Linked DNA regions of Homo sapiens: all the other regions are linked to region 1. The links are chromatin contacts, found by Hi-C or POLR2A ChIA-PET in ENCODE. All regions are on one chromosome and are shown on one strand. Each heading gives the region's core, a stretch centred on a gene start or an enhancer-like site at or near the end of the contact. The rest is flanking DNA. Distances are from core to core; before and after follow the strand shown. Region 1 overlaps DENND5A (DENN domain containing 5A). Region 2 holds the start of DENND2B (DENN domain containing 2B). Region 3 has its middle 22 kb from the start of DENND2B.

Evidence for each region. A loop is a pair of places that touch in the nucleus more often than their neighbours do. ChIA-PET counts read pairs that join two places held with the same protein, here RNA polymerase II (POLR2A). Pooled maps may share reads with other maps.
Region 2: a loop to region 1 is called in a map of ascending aorta, with 4 times the contacts of the local background. The contact joins the promoter of DENND2B here to the enhancer-like site in region 1. A Hi-C loop is called at or near these places in 1 of 168 maps with a recorded cell type or tissue (ascending aorta), 1 of 37 single-sample maps with no recorded cell type and 16 of 50 pooled maps. POLR2A ChIA-PET finds 5 or more read pairs at or near these places in 2 of 52 experiments (BJ and WTC11).
Region 3: a loop to region 1 is called in a map of IMR-90, with 5 times the contacts of the local background. The contact joins two enhancer-like sites. A Hi-C loop is called at or near these places in 1 of 168 maps with a recorded cell type or tissue (IMR-90) and 4 of 50 pooled maps. POLR2A ChIA-PET finds 5 or more read pairs at or near these places in 1 of 52 experiments (Panc1).

Annotation. Positions count from the first base shown.
Region 1 is chr11:9,135,499-9,139,087 of GRCh38, forward strand. DENND5A (DENN domain containing 5A) reads right to left here. Exons shown (of 23, transcript NM_015213.4): 23 at 3,327-3,589. Among named protein-coding and RNA genes, the nearest start is that of SCUBE2, 46 kb to the left of the region's middle. RefSeq lists enhancers at 2,521-2,710, 3,524-3,589. Within about 2 kb of position 1,978, at least 15 of the 41 ENCODE cell types and tissues checked have a DNase peak (open chromatin) inside an H3K27ac peak, as active enhancers do; they include ascending aorta, where a contact is called at or near this core.
Region 2 is chr11:8,808,741-8,812,329 of GRCh38, forward strand. DENND2B (DENN domain containing 2B) reads right to left here and starts at 1,934. Exons shown (of 20, transcript NM_213618.2): 1 at 1,777-1,934. DENND2B-AS1 (DENND2B antisense RNA 1) reads left to right here. Exons shown (of 5, transcript NR_120590.1): 5 at 1,337-1,536.
Region 3 is chr11:8,830,782-8,834,370 of GRCh38, forward strand. It overlaps a transcript of DENND2B not described here. Among named protein-coding and RNA genes, the nearest start is that of DENND2B, 22 kb to the left of the region's middle. RefSeq lists enhancers at 1,059-1,860, 1,810-2,129, 1,861-2,661. Within about 2 kb of position 1,875, at least 9 of the 41 ENCODE cell types and tissues checked have a DNase peak (open chromatin) inside an H3K27ac peak, as active enhancers do.

The sequences.
Region 1 (3,589 bases), core at 728-3,227:
TGGTGGTGCACACCTGTAGTCCCAGCTACTCAGGAGGCTGAGGCAGGATCACTTGAGCCTGGGAAGTCAAGGCTGTGTGAGCCATGATCGTGCCACTGTGCTTCAGCCTGGCCAACAGAGTGAGACCCTATCTCCAAAAAAAAAAAAAAAAAGTAAAAGTATGTTATAGTTTGGTTTGATCCCTCCAAATCTCATAGTCAGTTTCGCCACGCTGACCAGGCTGGTCTTGAAGTCCTGACCTCAAGTGATCCATCCACCTCGTCCTCCCAAAGTGCTGAGAATACAGGTGTGAGCCACTGAGCCCAGCCTCCTTCGTCTCTCTCACCCCTCTCTTGCTATGTGATTCTGCACACCCTTCCTCTTCCACCATGTGTGGAAGCAGCTTGAGACCCTCACTAGATGCAGGTACCAGCATCATGCTTCCTGTAAAGCCTGCAGAACGATGAGCCAACTAAGCCTCTTTTCTTTAAGAATTACCCAGCCTCAGGTATTCCTTTGTAGCCGCATTAAATGGACAAAGGCACCCTATAATCCTGAATTGGAATCAGAAAGAACACTGTAAAATCATGGGGTACCATAGATGCATGTGTGTATACACACTCATGTATACATACATATTTATATATGCATTTAACATATATAATTCCAAGACCTTCACTATCTTTAAAAATACATATTTACTATATATGTTTCTAGATGTCTATATTAAATGTATAAAAATGTTATATTTAAATATAATCAAAGCTCTGTCTACTGAATAGGCCTAGAACCAATGATCTACCAGTAACAATGAGAATTTCTAGTGTCCAATTATGGTCTTGCAATACCATTTCCCACTTAAGGAAACCAGGGCTTTTTGGAGAAATGACTGATTCCAAGTCTAGGACAGAAAATGAATAAAGTGAGCCTAGAACATCTTGCAATACCAGAAAACAAAGCAGATATCAAAGACAACTAGAGTTGTGTCAGAACAACTCAGGAACCAACTTAAAGAGGCTCCCAAAGGCCAAAGGCAGGACAATAAAGATAATAATTGCAATGAGATGAAGCCTATCAAATACATCTAAACTCATGAGTTCATAATATTGTTTAAAAAATAGTCACCTTCTGAGGATAACAAAGAACCAGTTCATATCTTAAAAGTTGGGTAAATAAAAGGAAAGAATTAAGCACTTATCTGCCTTTCCCACACAAACTCTACTGGGAAATCAAACAGTAGATGAGAGACAATGTCTCCTTATAAAATTATTCCATCTAATAAATGAAGAGAAAATGATAGATTAGAATATCCCCATGCTGCAATCCCCAGTGAATTACTTGCTGGATGTAGGCATTGAGCATCAGTGGCTGCTAACATAACAAAAGTGAAAAACAGATGTTACGTGCTTCTTGCTAAATGAGCACACCACTACCTAGAGTCTTATCAAAGGGATCAACCTGAGGCAAATTGTCTAGATCTAGCTGCTGATCTGCAGGAAATGCTGAGGATAAAGGAGTATATTGAACTGCACCACGGGCATGAAATGAGCAAAAACCCAGGCTGTGAAAATCTACAGATCAAATGGCTTAAAATCTTCAACAATTTGTAAGAAAAGGAAAGGGATGGAGGGGACCCTTTAGATTAAAAGAGACTTAAAAGATGTATCAAGTTTTTTTAAAAGGACAGTAAGACTATAGCATGTAGGGATGCACATCTGGGTGACAAAACAATAAAGAAACTCAACGAAATTATTACTTATAAAAGTTAAGATGGAAGAAGGGAGGTGCTGGGACTGTGATGGGGAAGGGGGAACATGGAGGACCCTGGGGGGCTGGCAAAGTTCTATTCTTGACCTGAGTGGTGATTATAAGGGTGCTTGCTTTATAGTAATTCCCTGAGTTCCTTTGCTTGCTTGTTTATTTACCAGTCCCTGAAATCACAGCCTGGGAAGCCCTGAAGTAGAGCAGGTGCAGAAGCTGAGGCAGGCAGGGCTGCTTGCTGAGTGAACCAAACACACCTGATTTACCCAGGACCACTGGAGAGGCCTGGCTGGGCCCTACACGGAAGAACGCAGTTGACTCAAATGTCCTTGAAATCTTGAGCTACTAAACAGGTCTGTTCTCTTATATCACACATCATTCCAAAACAGATTTGCAGAAGATTACAAAACAAAACACAGTAGAAAGTGAGTAGGATCAGCTGTTACAAAGAGCAAGGAAATAGTTGGTCCCAGCACCTGCCTTAAGGTAAGCTCAGGCCTAGGCCCACAATATAAACACATACAGCTGAGTTCCATGCTGCCCTTCTTGCCCAGCCAAGAATCCCACTTCCTGCTCCAGAGGTACTGCCTACCTTCCTTCCCCTTTCCTCGGCCTTCTCCGAGAGAACTAAAGCTCTGTCCGTGGGCTCCAGGCAGACGGCTGCAGTGTGGCCTCTCACCCCCTCTGCAGGCAGGACGCTGCGCTGCAGCTCTCTGGGCCCTCTCCTCATCTCTTCAGAAGCATTTACCACCTGCCAGGCCCAGGGGATGGAGACAGGCAAGAGATCCCCCTTTTCCCTCTGGGAGCTCACGGTGCAAGGGCTGAGCCTGACACGAAAGCAGGCAATGACAATCCAGAGAGGAGATGCCAGCATCTAAGAAAATGAAGGAGCACAAGGATGGAATGATTAACTGCCTAGGGAGATTGGGGACACTTCACAGCAGGTGACTGCTAAAGTAAACCCTGTACAACAAACACAAAGTGGGTGAAGGGGAGGCATTCCAGGCAAAGGGAAAATGCATGCAAACCAGGAAAGCATAAAAGAGGGCACTGATTGGTCTGAGGTGCCTGACTTGATCACGTTACACTTCTTCTGGAGCTTCCTGCCAAAGCAGCCTGAAGAATAAAAATGAACGAAGCTGGACCTCTCATAAAGGTCTCCCACCTGCCATCCCCAGGAAAGCAAACCTTTCTTTCAAGAGCTTCCCCCGACCCCCAGCTTCCCACACCTGGTCTCCCTTACCCTCTCAAGAAAGGGCCCATCCTGTCTCAGTCAAGTGACAACCTCTGCACCCCTGGCCGGGTCTTTTCCCTCCTGTGTCTCAGTCTCCTCCTCTGTGGAGTGGGGAAAGAACCCTGTCTGCATCCATGTGAATCAGCCACATAACAGCTAGGAAGGCTCCTAGCACTGCGGGCAGAAGGACCCAGGAGACCCCAGGCCCTCAGGGGCATCCTGGGCAGGCCACAACCCCGAGCCTGCTGGTAAAGAGAGGTGATGCCACAAGACCATCCTCACAGATGGACCCAACTGCACCCGCAGCCACCCACTGCTCATAAACCTCCATAAAAATCAGTGATCCATGCAGTTTTTGTTTCAGGTGTTTTATTAAGTGGGCCATACTGTAGCTGGTTTCTAAGTTGCAAAACATAAATTTAATAATAATAACATAGCCAGTTAGATTGTGACAAGCTTTTCCTTTCCTTAAAAAAAGAAAATACTTAAAAACACACAATGGCGGGTTAAATAAATAAAACATTTTAAAAAAGAAAAAAGAAAAGAAAAACCTGTTAAAACATGCTTATGTTTACTTCTGTGAAACTGTGCCAACAGGAAATGTGGTATTTGGCA
Region 2 (3,589 bases), core at 684-3,183, 330 kb before region 1:
TGGCTCCTCCCAACAGTCCTGTGAAGTTGTTCTTATTACCTCCATCTCACAGGTAAGAATCTGAAGCTCCTATTAGTTAAGATACTTGCCCGTGGCCGCCCTATGGGAACAGAATCTAGCCGTCGACTCAAGTCTAGCAACCCAAATCCATTATTCTTTCTGCTATACCAACAGAAGGAGCAGCAGCTCCTGAAACTGGGTCTCTGCTAGCCCTCTTCACAGATGTGGGGATGGTAAAATTGAAGAGCTCCAACTACACACACAAGTAGAAAAGAAGGCTGAGGTTCTGGATTTACACTGCCAACTGAAGGGGCCACTGGCTCAGTGTTATGCCACATCCCTCCAGCAAAATGTAGGTTTCAACTAAGCAAAGGATCCCTGGAGTGTATGTAGCAAGAGGAATAACTTCAGAAGTGGACCGTCTGAGGTCCAGGGCCATGGAGTTCACCCTTGTGGACCCTCAGGCCACAACCACGATGTATACATGTACTCATTTTAGGGAGCCGGAACTGGGGACATGGCCAGTGCTTGCATTGGCAAGCTGATCCGAAGTTAATCAGAATGCCCCCTCATTGTTTGCCAGAATACAAAAGACATTCTGTTCAGAAAGTTCAAGAAGAAAAACTGAAGAACCAGGACAGCAGCTGTTCCCTCATCCCACAGAGAAACCAAAGGCATTTGCAAAGTTCCCTGAGGCCAAGAAGTGAATTTAAGACATAACATGGCTCAAGTGGAAGCACAACCCCTGATGGGTCTCCGTTGCAGGAAGTGTTTGCTGCATTCATCCTCCTCATAATATTACTGACAACCCCACTACCCTATCACCTATAAAACTGCCTTTCTGGGAGGGTCTCCTTTCCAAGGCCACACAGCTCACCATGTACCACTCCTCTAGGTCAGAACAAGTTTTACCAAAACTTAGGACAATCAGTGTAGGAGTGCACAGCGTGGACACTGCGTGCCCTGAGATTTGGTCAAAATGTAACCAAAGGAATCCACCCGGCACAACTACAGTGCCTCATGTTCCCCAGCTCTTAGCAGCTGCTGCTGAGAGCTCACTCTGGGACATCTGGATGAGAAACCTGTTTGCAGGCCCCCCAACCCCAAGCCAGCCCCCTCCTCCACCTCTTAGGAAAGTCTGTGATCGACCTTTTGATGTGGGAGGACAGCTTGATTCTTACCAAGCTGCCTGGAAGAGAGAGAGTGCAAAACCCCAGCTCAGGCATCCCTGTGACAGTCCCTCTGTCCTAATAAATGCTCTAGAGGGACTTGGAACTCACCACAGGCTCCTGGCTGAGCTTAATTAGCCTTTTTTTTTTTTTTTTTTCCATTACAGGTCAGACATAGCAGCACCAAGAGACAAAACAGACAGTGTTCACTAGGACGAACAAGCGGCTCAAAAGGCACTGGAGTTTCCCTGTAAGAACTACAAACACCACGGGAGTGATGTTAACTCAGATTTTTCCATATAAAAGATTCTTCCTGTAAAAATATCCTGTGCCTTTGTGCTAAATAAAAGTAAAATGATGCTTTTTAGAGTGAAGTCTAAACACCTCAGATTCAGCAAGAGTGAGATCAGCTAGATTTGCAAAGTCAAGAAAATTGGCTGTTTCCCTCCTCCTTAAGCTAATAGAATCCAACTGTTGGAGCATGACATCATTCCTGAGCCCCAAACCCCGAGCAGAGACTACAGACACTCGCCTGACTCCCAGAAAACAGCCGGAGAGAAGGGCCAGGAAAGGAGGCCAAATGATCCCAGCCCGGAGCTGCCCTTACCTGAAAGTCCCGCTGCTTTCCTGCCCACTCCATTCTCACACCGCAGCCGGCTAGGGAGCCCAGGGCCCCCAAATCCACTGGCTTAAGCTCCGATACCTGCTGCGAGCTTCCCACAGCTCCTTCCTCTGACCTTTCGTGGCGCTCCTCGCAGCCAAGTGAGCAGAGCACTGCTAGCCGGCCAGGCCGGTTGTCATGGAGACCCTGTCCTCGCTAGGCGGGCGCGCGCACAGCGGCGCGCTCTTGGCCTAGCGCGTGCACAAGGGCGCTCTCTTTTTCTTTCTTTCTCACTGTCTCTCTCTCTCTCTCTCTCTCTCTCTCTCTCTCAGTTCTGGGAGGCTTCCATGAAACAGCACTGTCTTTTGATCAGCTCGGTTTTTGCATGCATTCCACTCCTCCTACCTCCCTTCCAGTCCAACAGGGGCTCTGAACTGCTCCTGGGAACTTGCTTGAACAGCTCAGAGGGGAGAAGGGAGAAGACAGTGAGTGGACTTGTTTTCTTCCCCTCCAGTGTCTCATTTTTTATAACTTGGAAGAATCCCTGCCAGGGGGGAGGGAGCTAGCTGAAGCGCTTGAAGGGGACCCAGCTTCCTCTGGGTCCTGGAGCTCGGGTAGGAGGGACCCTGATGCGCTGCCTTGACTTGTTTGTGCACTTGGGATTTTTCCGGGCAGCAGTTGGGGCGGAAATGCACTCACATCCCAGGAGCTCGCCTGGACTGGCCTCTCTGCTTACCTTGCTGCCTGTCCAGGTTGTGGCGATGGCTTTAACCAGTGCAGGGACTCATGGTACTAGTGGTGGCGCCTAAGCAGTCTCTCATCTTCCTGAAATGGAGAGCAAAGACAACTCGGTCAGGACCAGGAAGAATCCTGGGCAAGTCGAGAGTCACAACCCAGACGACAAACCTGATACAAATACAGCCTTGTCTCTCTGCCCTGCTAAGGATCTGCAGCTAAGGTGCAGGCTTAGTGGGAGCTGCTGTCACAGTCGGTAATAATATTGCTCCTGTCAGAAAATGAGCACAGTCCCTGGGACACGGCAGACCCCCTAAGTTTAGTCCCATCCCCATCCCCATCCTGTCCCTTCCTCTCCCCCCTACCCAGCATACATTTCTGCTTTGTAACATTCTTTTTACATGTATCATTTTGTTTGATCCTCATAACCTTTTGAAATACACTGCACAGATATTTTTATGACCATTTTTTCAAGTTTATTTATTATTCTTCTTAAATTTCTTTTAGAGACAGGATCTTGCTCCATTGCCCAAGCTGGAATGCATTGGTGCAATCATAGCTCACTACATCATCAAACTCCTGGGCTCAAACAACCCTCCTGCCTCAGCCTCTGAAGTAGCTGGGACTACAGGCATGCACCACCACGCCTGGCTACTTTTTTAATTTTTATTTTTATAGAGACAGGGTCTCACTATGTTGCCCAGGCTGGTTTTGAACTCCTGGCTTCACGCAATCCTCCTGCCTCAGCCTCTCAAAGTGCTGGGATTACAGGCGTGAGCCAGCATACTGGCCTTATGACCATTTTATAGATGGAAAAACTGAGACTCAGAGAGATTAAACATTTGATCTGCACTTATACAGTTAGGCAGTCAAAGAACTAAGAGATCAGCCAAGTTCGCCCTAGTCCAGCACACTTTCAACTAAAGTATATTGCCACCTGATTTCAAAAACTGTCAACTTTTTGATAACTGGTTATGAGATAACGCTGGGCTCCCAAGGGAAGGTGGAGAATCCTTGTAAGTTGTGGCGAGATAGGCTGACTACCATCCTTTCAGCCTAAAGACCTTAAGACAGCATCTCTAAG
Region 3 (3,589 bases), core at 625-3,124, 300 kb before region 1:
TGAGCCCATCAGAACAGCATGCAGACAGCTCTATTTAGCTCCATTCTTCATGTTCTGATCCGCCCGTGTGATAGCAACAGCTGCTCACAGTGCCTGACAGTAGTGGGAAGATAAAAGGAAGAAAGAGACACATAAGAAAGAAAAGCCAAGACCAGTAGTCATCTTCTAATATATATTTCATACCTGGGCCCTGGAGGGAAATCTGCTTCAAATTAAGCCCCATCTGTTCTCAAGCCCCCAAAGAGGCAGAGCACCCATGAGAAGGGCTCTATACCCTGCCAGGGCACAGACACCAGTGAAGATTGGCAGCTGCAAAGAAGGATGGCATCCTTGAGGAAGCCAACAAACTGGGAGGTGGAGCCCCTGGCTGACCAGCCCATTCTTAGACTCAGAGCCTCTGCCCCACAACACATGACCCCAAGACCTCCCTGATAGGTAAGAATCACATAAGTATGTAATGGGTGTAAAATGGGGAGGATTGTCAGGAGATCGGCCCAATTCCCAGAGGAAAGCATTCCTGGCCATCACACCCAAGGTACTCAGCAATGCAAGCATAACCTAGCATGCCTAAACCCACCTTCCCCACTACTCCTGGCTTCTGGCCACTCGGGAGCAAATACACCTCTGCAAAAGTCCCAGCTTTTGTGCTCCCCACAGCCAGCCCCCACCATCGTCTCTCCAGATCTTCTCCTGTTTATAAGATGCATTCACTCCTAATCTCCACTTCCAGACACACACACACACCCTTGGGTAGACACAGGGCAATAAGCCTACCTCTCAGGCTCAACTTCTGGGCTGCACACAGTGGGGTGGCTTGCTCCCGTAATCCCAGCACGTTGGGAGGCTGAGGCAAGAGGACTGTTTGAGCCCAGGAGTTCAAGAGCAGCCCGAGCAACACAGCAAGACCCTGTCTCCATAAAAAAAAGATGGAAAAATTAAATTCTGTAGGATTCACTCCCTAAATAATTAAAAATTTAAACTTAAATTTTAAAAAACCAGGCTTAACTTCTACCCAGTGTGTGTTCATGCTCCCTTGGGCCCTTTCTGCTTGCAGGAGCTGATGATGCTGGGTGCACTCTGAAAGATTTTAAACCTGGTAAGGATGGTAATGCCTTCAGGGGCCAGAGGATGCCTTCACAAACCATTCAGAGTGTCAACAGAGCCAGACTGGGGAGACGTCCAGTTATACCAAGACCAAGAGGCAGATTCTCTCATCTGCCTCTAAGCTCCTTCCTCACAAAAGGTATCTGCCACACCCATCTCCAGTGCCAAAGATGGATCACAGCCGACTGAGCCGACTGTCTCTCCTCCTACCCCTCACCCCCGCCTTCCAGAGTGACAGCGAGACAGGAAAGCAAGTTGGAAAATTTTTAAAAGAACCAACACCTCGGCCAGGCACAGTGGCTCACGCCTGTAATCCCAGCACTATTGGAAGCCGAGGTGGGCGGATCACAAGGTCAAGAGATCAAGACCATCCTGGCCAACACGGTGAAACCCCGTCTCTAGTACAAAATACAAAAATTAGCTGGGCATGGTGGTGCACACTTGTAGTCCCAGCTACTCGGGAGGTTGAGGCAGGAGAATTGCTTGGACCGGGGAGGCGGAGGTTGCTGTGGGCCGAGATTGTGCCATTGCACTCCAGCCTGGCAACAGAGCGAGACTCTGTCTCCAAAAAAAAAAAAAAAAAAAAGAACCAACACCTCATCACAATCCATGAAAAGCTAGCTCCTGGCTCTAGGACTGCAAGAAAAGGGAATTCCACCTTCAAACTCCTGGTTACCTTCCATGGCTGGTCTCAGTGGAACTAGCATTCCTCCTCACAGAGGCATGAGGCAGCCACACCCCACACAGCCCCAGAGCCCAGAGGCAGAGTTGGGCAGAAAGGAATGCAGATAGTTTCCCAGAAGTGTCTGGCCGAGAAGGAAACCAAGAGCTTACCCACAGCTTCCTGGGCCCTGACTGGGAGGCACTGGGTTCTCACAACAAGGATTCTGGCAATTCAGGGATGGTGAGGCCCTTGTATGTGAAAGCCCACAGGAGGCGAGGACACAGTGGTGGGAAGAGGCCCTGACAGAACAAGCCTGGGCTGGCCCCAGACGGCTTCCAGTAAGCAGCGGCTGCACTTGAATGTCAGCAAGGGTCTTAGGGAGACCCGAAGCAATCCAGTCACAGGGGAGCCCAAGGCAGGCACGCAGATGTGAGGTCGGATCCTCTTAGCATAGGCTTTGGCGTCACCTGCTTTCCAGGAAGCAGGCTTCATTTTCTAACACATCTTGAGGGAGGAGGGCAAACCGGAGGGGAAGCCCAACATCTGACAGGCCAGCAAAGCTGGTGAGCAGATGGGCTCTAATGCCTCCCAGCTTGATTCTCTCAGTCATGCTTCAGAGGTCATAAGGCTTTTTTTAGTCCTACTGTTAGTACCACAGCTCCCAGAAGCCTGTGCTTCCTCCAAATTATGACCCTGTAAGGCTCTGTTCTAGGATAAGCACAGGAGAAGGAGCAGAACACAGAAAGAGTTATTAAAGATGCCTTCCTGTTATATACTAAGTGTCCACGTGAAGGATATCAAAATAAAATAATAAAATAATTTTAATTTAAAAGTGGATTACATCATTAACTGTTTCCTTTGCAAGGAAAGGGCAATTCCTAATACAGATTCCATAAAATCCAGATGACACTTCCCCTTCTCATATACGACCTGGACTCTGAAAACCTTAATCAGTTGCTAGCATTAATACAAAATACACACAGAGACACATATAGACACACGTCTGTTCTTCAAAGCTTTGTTCGGGAAGCCAAAGATACAAGAACCCTTCCAACTTCATGTCCCTATGGGGATAACAGGAGGCACAGAGTTAAATATGGTTTTTCCCAAGCAAAGACCTTGGCTGCGAATAGGATTAAGGGTGGCTCTGGACACCCCCACATGCAGGAAGAAGGCTAAGCACCTGGAATCTCCCCTTCCTCCACAGCACCAGTAAATGAACTGATGTCATCTCTCTGGTAGCCAAACATGTCTGTCTCCCAGCCCCTAGGATTTCACCCATCCTTACCTCAAAATTGCATAATAAGGGTCTGCAGCTGGTTAGTTCAGTTACTCACAGCCTGGTGCCAGTGAAGCAAAGGTAAAAAGTTGGCTACTTAGAGCCATTAGTTTCACCTTACCCTGTGGCCACAGATTTTAACTGTTTAAACCTAGATCAAAATGCATGCTGCTTTTTTCAGAGAGACAAGACCAAAGATGAACTCAAAAAGAGCATCCCTGGGCACCACAGAAAGAAGGACAAAGATAAAATCAGCTGTGACTGTACTTCTTTGGAACGGGATGACACATGCTGATCCCCAAGCAAGAACATCTGGATAAGCTTTCCCACCCTCACAGGAAATTTTCAGTCACCTGGAACCTAGTACAGTTTGGAAAGTCATTCTATTTTCCTGAACTGTTCATTCCACAAGGAGATGCTGCAGTTTACACACAGTGCACTGGGACATCTTCAGTTTTCATAGATTAGCAGCATATGCGTCCTACAGGAAAGGTCTGTAGCTTTAAATTAGACGCTTTCCATCCTAAGACCTGATACAGCAT